Linked DNA regions of Homo sapiens: region 1 is linked to region 2. A link is a contact called in ENCODE Hi-C data. All regions are on one chromosome and are shown on one strand. The core of a region is the stretch at or near the end of the contact, and the rest is flanking DNA. Distances in the headings are between cores, read along the strand shown.

What was found. Hi-C counts contacts between places; a loop is a spot of excess contacts on that map. Pooled maps may share reads with other maps.
Region 1: a pooled map shows a loop between it and region 2 (5-fold over the local background). The contact joins two enhancer-like sites. A Hi-C loop is called at or near these places in 1 of 168 maps with a recorded cell type or tissue (endothelial cell of umbilical vein), 5 of 37 single-sample maps with no recorded cell type and 6 of 50 pooled maps.

The regions. Positions count from the first base shown.
Region 1 is chr6:150,687,368-150,693,354 of GRCh38, forward strand. The region is part of intron 2 of PLEKHG1 (pleckstrin homology and RhoGEF domain containing G1); the gene reads left to right. Among named protein-coding and RNA genes, the nearest start is that of PLEKHG1, 90 kb to the left of the region's middle. RefSeq lists a silencer at 3,015-3,114. Within about 2 kb of position 4,249, at least 3 of the 41 ENCODE cell types and tissues checked have a DNase peak (open chromatin) inside an H3K27ac peak, as active enhancers do.
Region 2 is chr6:150,485,884-150,491,985 of GRCh38, forward strand. No RefSeq gene overlaps it. Among named protein-coding and RNA genes, the nearest start is that of PLEKHG1, 110 kb to the right of the region's middle. Within about 2 kb of position 4,853, at least 4 of the 41 ENCODE cell types and tissues checked have a DNase peak (open chromatin) inside an H3K27ac peak, as active enhancers do.

The sequences.
Region 1 (5,987 bases), core at 2,999-5,498, 200 kb after region 2:
GAATGGGAGATGTGGAGAGTACTTAATTTCTGGGTTTTCTCAGTAATTCTTTTTATTTTCTGTTTTGTTACTATCGTTTTGAGGCAACAATAGAACTAGTGACAAAAATATAGCTTTCTTGTTAACTTAGTTCAAAGGGTTATTATGGCCTTTTTCTGAAATAAATTTTCATTAGAATGAAATACTTTGGAAATACCTGACCTCGTTCTCTTCTGTCTGGACCTTGGACTCCTTAATGGTACTTACTAGAAGGGAGCTCTTTGGTCTTGCCGACGATGGACCCATGGGAGGAACACAGTGCCAGCTGAGGAAGCAAGTCTGAGCATAGAAGTCATAGACTCCCAGGGGCTCTCAGAGCTGGCCTGCTGCCCCTCCATGCTCTCATCTGACCCCACGCCCTGAGAGTCTCCTAGGGAGTAAACACGAGTGTTCTTGCATTTCAACAAATATGTATTGAAAGCAAATATATACCAGACATTTTTTTAGGCAGCGGCATGCTCTGATCTATAGCTAATCTACTTTTAAGAGGTATAAAAAACAAATGTTATCATCTGTTTTGTTTGGACAGTGGTTTCCAGCCATACTTTTCAGGCTGGCTATATTCAAGAAGAGTCCAGCCAAGAAACTCTTTTGAAAATAGCCTGATAAGTATTCACTGCAAAATAGTAAATTTGTCATTTAACCAGGTATCCAAACGAGACAAGGCTGTTCTATGTTCTTAACTGCCAAAGGATGAGTGATTATTTGTAAAACCTAGGCATTCCGTAAGAAGTGCGAATCACAGTATTTAAAAAATTAATCATCTGATTTTGCTCCTTTGCTTCTCAGATGAGAAAACAGAGCTCAGGGAAGTTGATTACTGAGCTTCAGGCAGCACAGTCAATAAAGTGGCAAAGCAGGCCTGGAATCACATGTCCCAGACTCTTAATCTTACATTTTCTTCCTTTGTTTTTTTTTTTATTTTATTTTTTGAGAAGGAGTCTCACTCTGTCACCCAGGCTGGAGTGTAGTGGCGTGATCTTGGCTCACCGCAACCTCCGCCTCCCGGGTTCAAGTGATTCTCATACCTCAGCCTCCTGAGTAGCTGAGATTACAGGCATGCTCCACCATGCTTGGCTAATTTTTGTATTTTTTAGTAGAAACAGGGCTTCACCATATTGGCCAGGCTAGTCTTGAACTCCTGACCTCAGGTGATCCACCTGCGTTGGCCTCCCAAAGAGGCCTTCTCTCTTTGGGATTACAGCCATAAGCCACCAAGCCCAACCATTTAATCTAACATTTTCTCTCTTATCTCATACTCTCCTGATAAATTTGACAAATTTCTGTAACAATATTCAGAGCTTTGCAAGGTAACAAAGTAAAAACATAGTAAAAACTATGCTAACATGTAAGAGATTTTTTAAAAAACAGTGTCTTGAGATATAATTCAGGTGCCACACAATTTACCATTTAAAGTGTACAATTCAATGGTTTTTGGTATATTACATTATTTACTTTTTAAGCTGTGGTAAAATATACATAACATAAAATTTGCCATTTTAACCATTTTAAATGTGCAATTCAGTGGCATTAGTTGTATTCACAATGTTATGCAACCATCACCAGTATTTTTATAACTTTTTATCACCCCAAACAAAAATTCTGTAACCATTAAGCAGTAACTCTGTTCTCCTCTTGTCCTGTCTTTGATAACTTCTAATCTGTTTTCTGTCTCTATGAATTTGCCCATTCTCCTCTGGGAATTTACTAGACATTTTGTATGAGTGGAATTATCTAATATTTGTCCTTTTCTGTTTGACTTATTTCACTCAGTATAGTATGTTCAAGACCCATCCATATCAGAAGTTCATTTCATTTTATGACTAATGAGATGGTCTGTTCTAATTCCCTTTTATTTCATTCTCTCTCCTTTTAGTACACTTGAATTTCCAACCTGGTCATGAAATCCTTTAAGTATTTTTCAACCTACTGGTATTTTTATATTTAAGTTATTTAAATATAACTTAAGTGTGAAGAGACTCTTAGGAAGGTATTTCTTTTCAGTTAGTTCTTTAAAGGCAGGAACCATATGTTAATCTTTGTTAAAAAAATCTTTTTGTCTCTAACATTTAGTCCAGGACCTGGCATAGAAAAAATACTTAACAAATTTATCCTGAGATGGACAGATGGATGATTCTTAAGGTTTTACTTTTATGTTTCAGAAAACAGATTTTGGCCGGGCATGGTGGCTCATGCCTGTAATTCCGGCACTTTGGGAGGCCAAGGTGGGTGGGTCACCTGAGGTCAGGAGTTCGAGACCAGCCTGACCAACATGGTGGTCTCTACTAAATGCAAAAGATTAGCCGTGCATGGTGGCACATGCCTGTAATGCCAGCTACACAGGAGGCTGAGGCAGGAGAATCACTTGAACCCGGGAGGCAGAGGTTGCAGTGAGCTGAGATTGTGCCATTGCACTCCAGCCTGGGCAACAAGAGCGAAACTCTGTCTCAAAAAAAAAAAAAAAAAGAAAAACAGAAGAAGAAGAAGTAATATGATCTTTGAGCTTTAGTTCTTTATTCTCTGGAATAATATTTTCTTTTGACATTAAAATTTATAGTTGCAATTGTTTCCCACTCCATAGAATTGGTAAATATAAAATGGCCATGTGTTGAATATTATAAGCATTTTACTGTACCATGTCAGAAGTGAACTCAGGAAATCTGACAATGGCTAGTTCCTGCCTTTAGTGACCTTTTGATGGTGTTTATTACTGAGGGTGATGGGAGTCTCCTGGCTGCTCAACAGTGTGACTTGAGACAGGTTCTTTAAACTCATAACTGTTATTTATTTTATTTTGGATTTTTTTAAATTTTATTTTTCCATAAGTAATTGGGGGTACAGGTGGTATTTGGTTACATGAGTAAGTTCTTTAGTGGAGATGTGTGGGATCCTGGTGCGCCCATCACCCAAGCAGCATACACTGCACCACATCTTGGCCCCACCAACATCGTTACTGTTTCTCGGTGCTGGGCTCAGGAACTGACAGCAGTCAACCGAAACAGAAGCTGCTACTACTTCAAGAAGGCTTTTCATACCTCACTAGAGTGAGGAAACGGAACATAGAGGTTTATTTCAGTGGTTCATAGTTTTCACCTCCAAATATCAAATGTAACTATACTTCTCTAGTGCTTCTGTCCAAATAAAGTAAGCATGCATATATTTGTGTATGAGTAGCCTGCCATTCAGCACACTAAGACATGCCCTTCCTGGGCTTCAGCTATTCCAAAAGGTGTGGAGGATGTGAGAGGAAGGGTGCAAAATGAAACTCTGGATTAGGAGTGAAAATTATCATAGGATGTCTTTACTGGAGATGATTTCCCCACTCACTCTCTCAAAGATCTAATCAGGAACAAACATTTGCACGTTTTATGTTGCAAACAAGTTATTTGGTTTGTTGAGTGAAATCACGGTTATTTTCGTGCCTGTGTGATTTCAGGAATTCTGTTCTCCTGCTTTTGGAAAGCTGCTTCAGCTCACAGATCCCTGCCTCCTGTGAACACTGGAATGTGGGCTGTGTTGCTCTTCCGCAACCCAGCGCATGCATTGTTCACTTTCCCCATAGTCCTCCCTCATCTGGATGATGAACCCAGTTAGATCTCCATGGCCTGATACTCTCTAAATCCACCATGGCGGTTGTCCTACACAGAGTTGGCACACAGTGAATATAGCAGTGACTTCAGAAACCTGAAATACTAATATTTATCCTTTTCTGTTTGACTTATTTCACTTGGTATAGTATTTTCAAGACCTATCCATATCAGAAGTTCATTTCTTTTTATGACTAATGAGATGGTCTGTTCTAATTCCCTTTTATTTCATTCTCTCTCCTTTTAATACACTTGAACTTCCAACCTGGTCATGAAATCCTTTAAGTATTTTTCAATCTACTGGTATTTTTATATTTAAGTTATTTAAATACAACTTAAGTGTGAAGAGACTCTTAGGAAGGTATTTATTTTCAGTTATACTTCAGGGATGAGTGAAATAATGTTATAAAGGACAGAGCCTGGTTTTTATATATGGCCTGTGTAATCTGTCTTGATGCTTTGTAAGCCAAACCAGATACTTAAGTTATTATTGCTTTTTACATTTCAAAGGCCTACAGACTACCATTGGCCTAAATATAAAATAATAATTTCTGTCTGTAGAGCTGTACACCCTGTAGTCGAAAAGAAAGCCCTTCCTTCCTCATTTCTTAATGACAGCCTATAATCATCTCTGAGCAATTTTTAAGATTTTTTCTAAACCACCATTTCCGTCATTATGTCAGCTGGGGAAGAGCCTCTTCTTCTATCAATAGAATGGTTCTCATTCCTTCCCAAGTCCAACCACCCACCTTGTGAGAAGGGGTCATTGTAAATCTCAGCCAACTTTCTTTTTCAACAATGATGTTAGGAGAAATGTCAGATGATAAAATCAGTTAATCACCAAATATTTACTGAGGACTTGGGAAAAGTTTTGGGGAGCCATTGGAGAGAATATGACTGAACCACTGTAAGTTCTACCCAAACTGTGTTTCCTCATTCACTTCCAGCCTAGGCTTGAAGGAACAAGAGACCAGGGGTGGATCCAGGTTCCTGTCCCGCTGGGACATGGCCCATTTCCTTTGTTAGGCCTGGGAGCAGTTTGAGGAAGCCTGGTTAGGCATCTGTCAATCCCAACTGAAGTCACTTTTTATATGGGGTGAGGAATTTTTAACCTCACCCCATATAAGGCCTAGCAACTTCAGGCATGAGTAAAATAAAGACAGAGAAATTGCACATCACAACTTAATGTTTGTTGTGTTTATGTACTGAAAGTATTTTATGTTTGTAAACTCAAAATTAACCCATTTTATAAATAATGGCAATGACTATAATGCTTTAAAATAATTTACTGTATCTGTCACTCTTTTCTGATGGAATTTAATAGACTCTTGTACTCTTAGTTTACTTCAGATCAACAATACAACTCTTTTCCCAGATTTCTTCATAATTAACTATGTAATTATCATTTGATAAAAGCCTCTTATTTTAATTAGAATAATATGATCATGGGCTGATGATTCAATAAATATTCACTGAGCAGCTGCTATGTGGAAAACTAATGGCATGCTGGAAAGAAAAGAATTTTTCCTAAGGCTTGTCCTTGACCTCAAAAAAAGCATATGTGATCTAGAGAAGACAAATTTAAAGAAATGCTGCAAGTATAATATGAATAGGCAGAATTAAATAATTACTAAATGAATATCAGAGGGAAAAAAATGCTAATTTTAAGGGAGAGTATAGAGTAAGCAGAATTTGAATGGAGCCTTCCAAACCATTGAGGATACTTTCAACTCTGAAATTTAGGCCAAGAGAAAGTAAGTACTTGCTTTTGTCACACTTTCAGTCTCTTTTAACTCATGAAGTTTCTACTAAGTCAAACTGAAATTAATTAGTTACACTGTCAGAGCGAGTGCATTGGTGATTTCTCTGTGTAGAAAACAGTAGAAAGGCCATCCAAGGGCAGGCGTTAGCATAAGCAAAGGCACAGAGGAATGAAAGCAAATGACATTTGGGGGAATGTTGAGATGTCCATATGGCTGAAGTTCCAGGTCAGAACATAGAAGGCCTTAAATGTCAAGATAAGGAGCTTGGATTTAATATGTAGACCTCAGGGAACTGTTCCTGCGGTTGGATCACTTGAGGTCAGGAGTTCGAAACCAGCCTGGCCAACGTAGTGAAACACCATCTCTACTAAAAATACAAAAATTAGCCGGGTGTGGTGGTGCACACCTGTAGTCCCAGCTACTCGGGAGGCTGAGACAGGAGAATCACTTGAACCTGGGAGGCGGAGGTTGCAGTGAGCCAAGATCACGCCACTGCACTCCAGCCTGGGTGACAGAGCAGGACTCTGTCTCAAAAAATTAACAAACAAACAAACAAAAAACCTATGTGTGACTTATTTGGTGTCTCTCTGCTTCCTGG
Region 2 (6,102 bases), core at 3,603-6,102:
ATATATGATTACAAACATAAGATTATTATCATTGTGTATCTAGGGATGATTTCAAGCAGTGAGAGGTCCAGAGCCATTCTGACTGAGCCAAGGTGCACAGTTGAGTTTGTAGCCAAATAATTTAATTTGGAATTAAGTTGCTAAAGGAGAAACAACCATAACACAGAGTAGCTCCTTCTACCCAGCGACTCAACTGTCATAAAAGGACACATTCAAGATGCCCCTGCCTCACTGAGTCATATCCCCAGGGACACTCTTTTGTTCAACGTCAGGAATTTGCTCCAGTTTCTGAAATGGTTGCTCACCTCCTTGACAGAAAGCAGAAGGAGTCCTGTTTCCTTGTTGTTTCCTGAAGGAAAAACACTGACCTAAAATCCCTTTTGTCAATAAGTCTGGAAGGAACCCGTCCATGTGAGCGCTTTTTCCGGTCCTGCTGCGGTTGATTATAGCCTCAAAGGCTGTCACAGGATGTTTCTCTCCCAAGTATCTCAGGACCTCTCATCCCTCAGATGTCCTTGAATAACTCAACAGAGATGATGTCATGCTGCAGAAGCCTTCTCACCTGCGTTCAAGGAGAATAACACACCTCCCTACGCCCGACCATGTAGCTTTGTCTTAAGTAGAGGATTCTACGTGTGTGCATATGTACATATACATATATTAGTACATGTGTGTATGTTCGTGTATATGTACACATATAAACAGGTGTGTGTGTGTGTTTGGAGCTTACCTACCACTACAGCCCTACACCAACACTGCAACAAAATTATTCAGCTCACTGCTGCGGGCAACTTAACATTTCTGAGTACTGTGTACCGAGTAGCATGCCTCTGTCATATAATCCTGCATGACAGGTGCTCACTTTACAGAGGAGCAAACTGAAGCTCAGCTCACCTGGCTCACAGGTGTCTGAGCTGCAATGCCAACTCCGCTCCATCTGGGTCCATGACCTTTCTCTGTTTCTTCTCCTGCTTCTCACTCAGGCTGTTTTGCTATGGAAGGCGCTTCTCCTTCCTCCCAATCTGCCCCCTTTTTAGAACCTGCTGAGATTCAGTTTCTTCTTGAACCCCTAATTTCCCCAGCCCTCACCCTTGGTGGGATGCTGGAGCCAGCTTGTACTGGCTCAGACTGACTCGCAGGAGCCAGCTGGTGGCATATCTTCCTACTCTGTGTTCAGTGGCATCACGCTGGGGGCTTGGAATTGGCTGTGGGGGAATATTTACACTTCAGAAATCATTAAGCAATACAAATCAGGGCTTTCTTTTTAGAAAGCCAGTGGTTAAACACTTACCAGTACAATCTGTTCTTCTAAAATTTTAAACTTGCATCCATTTGCAATGTATTGTTTCCTTTCAAGATTGTTCTTCACATGTGCAGGCCCCAGCTCGCAATTATATTACATAAATTTCTCTGGGGGGCGTCGCGGATTTTATTCCTCTACCGCTTAGCATTTTGAGAGACTCAGCAATGTGAAACTAGAAGGCTTTAGTGAGCACTTGGTTAATAGATTTTGTTATGTTTTGTTTTTGAGACTAAGTTTTGCTCTGTGACTCAGGTTAGAGTGTCATGGTGCAATCATAACTCATTGCAGCCTCAGATTCCAAGCTCAATTTATCCTCCTACCTCAGCCTCCTGAGTAGCTGGGATCACAGGTGCAGGTCATCATGCCCGGCTAATTCTTTATTTTTTGTAGAGGCAGGGGTCTCACTACATTTCTCAAACTGGTTTCAAACTCCTGGACTCAAGCAATCCTCCTGCCTTGGCCTCCCAAAATGCTGGGATTACAGGCGTGATAGATGTTGATGCATCAAATCTACGCTGATGCCCTTTGTAACGTCATGAGTATCAACTCAGCGATTCCGCCAGCTCTGACACATCTTCCCTGACACTTCCACTTGTGCCTAAAATTTGAAGAGTTAAAACCGAGTTTCCCATCCTCCCTGACCCCTCCAAACACCCCATCCCACCCGTGGTGTCTCAACCACACCATTCTCCAGCTTCTCAGGCCTGGAGTTACTTGTGTCTTTACTTTTTTCTCTCACTACCTGTATTAGTTTCCCAGGGTTGCCATAACAAGTTACCACATACTAGGTGGCTTAAAACAAGAGAAATTTATTCTCTCACAGTTCTGGAATCTAGAAGTCTGAAATCAAGGTGTCAGCAGGGCCATGTCCCCTCTGAAGGCCCTAAGGAGGGGTCTTCCCTGCCTTTTCCTAGCTTCTGGGGGTTGCTAGCAGTCCTTGGCATTCCTTGGTTGGCAAGTGCGTCACTCCAATCACTGCTCTGTCGTCCCACGGCCTTCTGTCCTGTGTGTCCGTGTGGCTCTGTACTGTTCAAATTTCCCACTTCTCAGACACTGGTCATTGGACTTAGGGCCTACCGTAATCCAGTGTGATCTCATTTCAATTTGATTGCATCAGCAAAGACCCTATTTCCACAAAAGGTCACATACACAGGTACCAAAGGTTAGGACTTGAAGATATCTTTTCAGGAGACACAATTCAATCCCCAACACCATCCCAGCAGTCAACACTTGCTTTTTTGCTAATTTGCCTCAGATCTGCTGCTTCCATAACATTGAGAATGCAGACACTCCCAGGAAACTTTCTCGGACTCTAAGGAGAGATGGTAGCACACATCCCTGTGGACGGTCTACCACTGGGATGACCAACCTGGCCACATGACCACTTTCCAGAAAGGCCTCTGACTTGACTCTACACTGCTGCATGCATCCGCTGATGCCACTATGGTCCTCCCGATCACCTCCATTTGGTCCCCTCTCCAGTCGCTTTTCCTAGAGCCCAGTGTGTCATAAAATAGTTATTAATTCAGCCAAAAGGAATGCTCTGGTGAAAATGTCAATAAAATAATGTAGGAGAAAGAGCACCTCGAGAGACTTTTTCAGCGTGTATTCCTTGGTTCGTTTTCTTCCAAAGCTCTACAAAAGTACGGAATTCTGAGCCTTGCCCTGGAATCGGTAAATTAGAATTCAAGAAAGGGGATTTGGACATCTACATAGTTCTAAACTGTTTTATTGAGTAGCTCATAGTTTACATGGTCTGAAAATCCATGTGTAAAGTATATATACAGCAAAGCATTTAGACAGCATCCTTAAGGTCCTGTCCCCAGTCACCCTCTTCTCCCTTATCCCCTACATTGCTCATTATTTTTTGTTTTTCATGCAAATTCACATAAATATTAATATATATTTTTCCTTGTTTGTTGCAAAAGTATCTATGTATATATATATATATATATATATATATATATATATATATATATACACAACCTGCTATTTAATTTTTTTCATTTAACACTATTTCCTAAAGATCTCTTCATGTTAGTAGTATATAGGTAAATATTCCCATTGCCTTTTTTATACTACACAAAATTCTTTTGTGTGGATCTATAATGGTTTAATTACGTATATCTTACTGCTTTACACTTGGGTTATTTCCTATTCCTTTGCTATTACAAACAATGAGACAAGAAATGATTGCAGCCGGGCGCAGTGGCTCACGCCTGTAATCCCAGCACTTTGGGAGGCCGAGACGGGTGAATCACGAGATCAGGAGATCGAGACCATCCTGGCTAACATGGTGAAACCCCGTCTCTACTAAAAATATTTTAAAAAAAATTAGCTGGGTGTGGTGGCATGTGCCTGTAGTCCCAGCTATTTGGGAGGCTGAGGCAGGAGAATGGTGTGAACCTGGGAGGCGGAGCTTGCAGTGAGCCAAGATCACGCCACTGCACTCCAGCCTGGGTGACAGAGCGTGACTCCGTCTCAAAAAAAAAAAAAAAAAAAAGAAATGATTGTCTGCATGTGTCATTTATTATACGTACAGGTGTATCTCTAGTATAGATGATCAGATGTGGGTTTCTGGATCAGAGGGTAAACGCACCTATAATTGTGTTGGGTATTGCCAGATGCCTCTCCTCAGGGACAAAGCCAACCATGCATAAGAGTGTTGATTTCCACCATAGCATTACCAACAGAAAATATCAGATGTTTTGCTGATTTGACAGGTTAGAAATATTGTCTTGCTATAGTTTTAATTTGTGCTTCTTTTATTATAAGTGAGGTTAGCATCTTTTCAAGTTTAAGAACAGATAAGCTACATTTTTAATAGAATCCTTGGGTGATTTTTATATACATAACTCTCTAAAGCTTCTGGCCTAAAGCTAAAGAATTTGAAGGAAAAAAGGGTGCCATGAATGCTGATGCTGAGAAGCAGATTCCTGTCCAGCCTCCCTCTGAAGATGGTTAACAGCCCCTCTAGGAACCATTTCCCACTGAGCACAAGTTCTCCTGGGACTTTATACCCAGAGAGTTCACCTCACTCCACCCCCAGCAGCTGGACCAGCGGGTTTTGAGATAGGTTTTGTAAACCGTAGCCCATGACCCACTTCCAGGCTAAATAAGGTGTCAGGAGACACTGAGGATTCTGGGAGAGGCAGGCTTGCTTTGGAGCATCAGCCCTCATGTTCTGTTTTCCCCTGACTTCAAGGGTCATAGCCTGTGCACTTCCCCTACCACGCAAGCCTTGAGGAGGGGCTTCACTGGCCATTTGGAAGGCTTTCCATAAGTCGCTGGAGTTTGATGGGCATAAGAAATGCTATTTAATTCACACCTGAAAAGCCTCCTGTGTGACACCGCAGCTGAAGTGCAGAGGTGTGGCTGTTTCAGGTCCATATGTTCTAGGGCGACCCACCACCCTGGTTTGCCAGGACTGAAAGGTTTCCTGGGAAGTGAGACTTTCTGTGCTAAAACCAGGACGGTCCTGGAAAAACCAGCATAGTTGGTCACCGAGAGTGAGACAAAGGTACCTTTTTCCAAGGAGCAGGACATGAACTGTGGGGACATTGTCTAGCCATGAGTCATCTTTAAGGAGCTCCTATGCTAAAGGAGCACCTGGGAGGGGAGGGATCCCACAGAGGAGTGCACACAAAAATCCCAGGCCTGTGTGGGGCCACGGCAGCTGGCCGGAGAAGCACTGTCTGTGCAAGGAACTGCAGTCAGAGGTCCTTGGAGGGATCTTTTGGGAAACCCCAAAAGCTCCTCACTGAAGACGAGCTTGCACTTGCACATCTGCCAGAAGTCTCCGATGGCAGGTTACACCTGTACCAGCTAAGGATTGTGCCCTTTTTCTCCAGTTCCCTGTATGGACACTGGGATGTCCTGAGGCAGGATGAAGGGTTGGTGCCCTGCCGCTAGGACTGCCGCCTGCAGACAGCCCTCAGCTATCAGCTCCCAGAGGCCATGCTGCCTTCCTGGGGAGGCCAGCAGCCATTGGCCAACAGATGTGGGAGAACAAAGGCCTGGGCCCCTTGCCAAATGGGGACATCTCTGAAGGGTCATCCCAACTTCAAAACTCTCTGGGGTCAGCTGAGGCTCCATCGAGACTATATGGCAGCTCAGAGTTCCTTCCTCCCTTCCCCTCCCCAGGTGGTGTGGCCAGGTTTCAGTCCAGAGGCAGGCAGAGCAACTGGTCCAGAGTGAGTTCACTGGGGTCCAGAGGTTTTGGCTGACATCATGCTGAATTCAGCTCATTCAATGTACCACTTACAGTAGCTCCACGACTCTTTCACTATCCCCAAGATGGGTAAAATAGTGCAATATCCGCACCTTATTTTACAAAACCTTCAACGAGAAAAAAAAAGATTCAAACTCTTTGAGATAAAGGTAGTCAAATGTCTAACCACAAGTCAGGATGTGGGGATTTTATCTGAGTCACTTAACCCAGTTAGTCATTAACCCAGTTTGCCAAGCGAGCTTAAACTATCTCCTTAATAGAAATAATATGGACCCTGTGCTAGCCCTGGGCAAATGTGAATACTTGAGCTCTAACCTAGGCTTCTCCTGAACCTTTGAAGACCCCAAGACACATTTGGTCAGGGGACATAAGTGATGTTTGAAAAAGTCCTTCACATGTTTAGTTGAGGTCATGTCACTAATGGCTCCAGAACAGAGACCTCAGCCTGGTTTCTTCCTGGATGTGGAAGGTTGCAGCCCCCTGCCCCCTCCCCACGTTCTCAGCAGGTGTTCCTGCATTGCTCTATTTCAGGAGTTTAGGAAGCCTAAGAAATACGTGTGTATCCAGC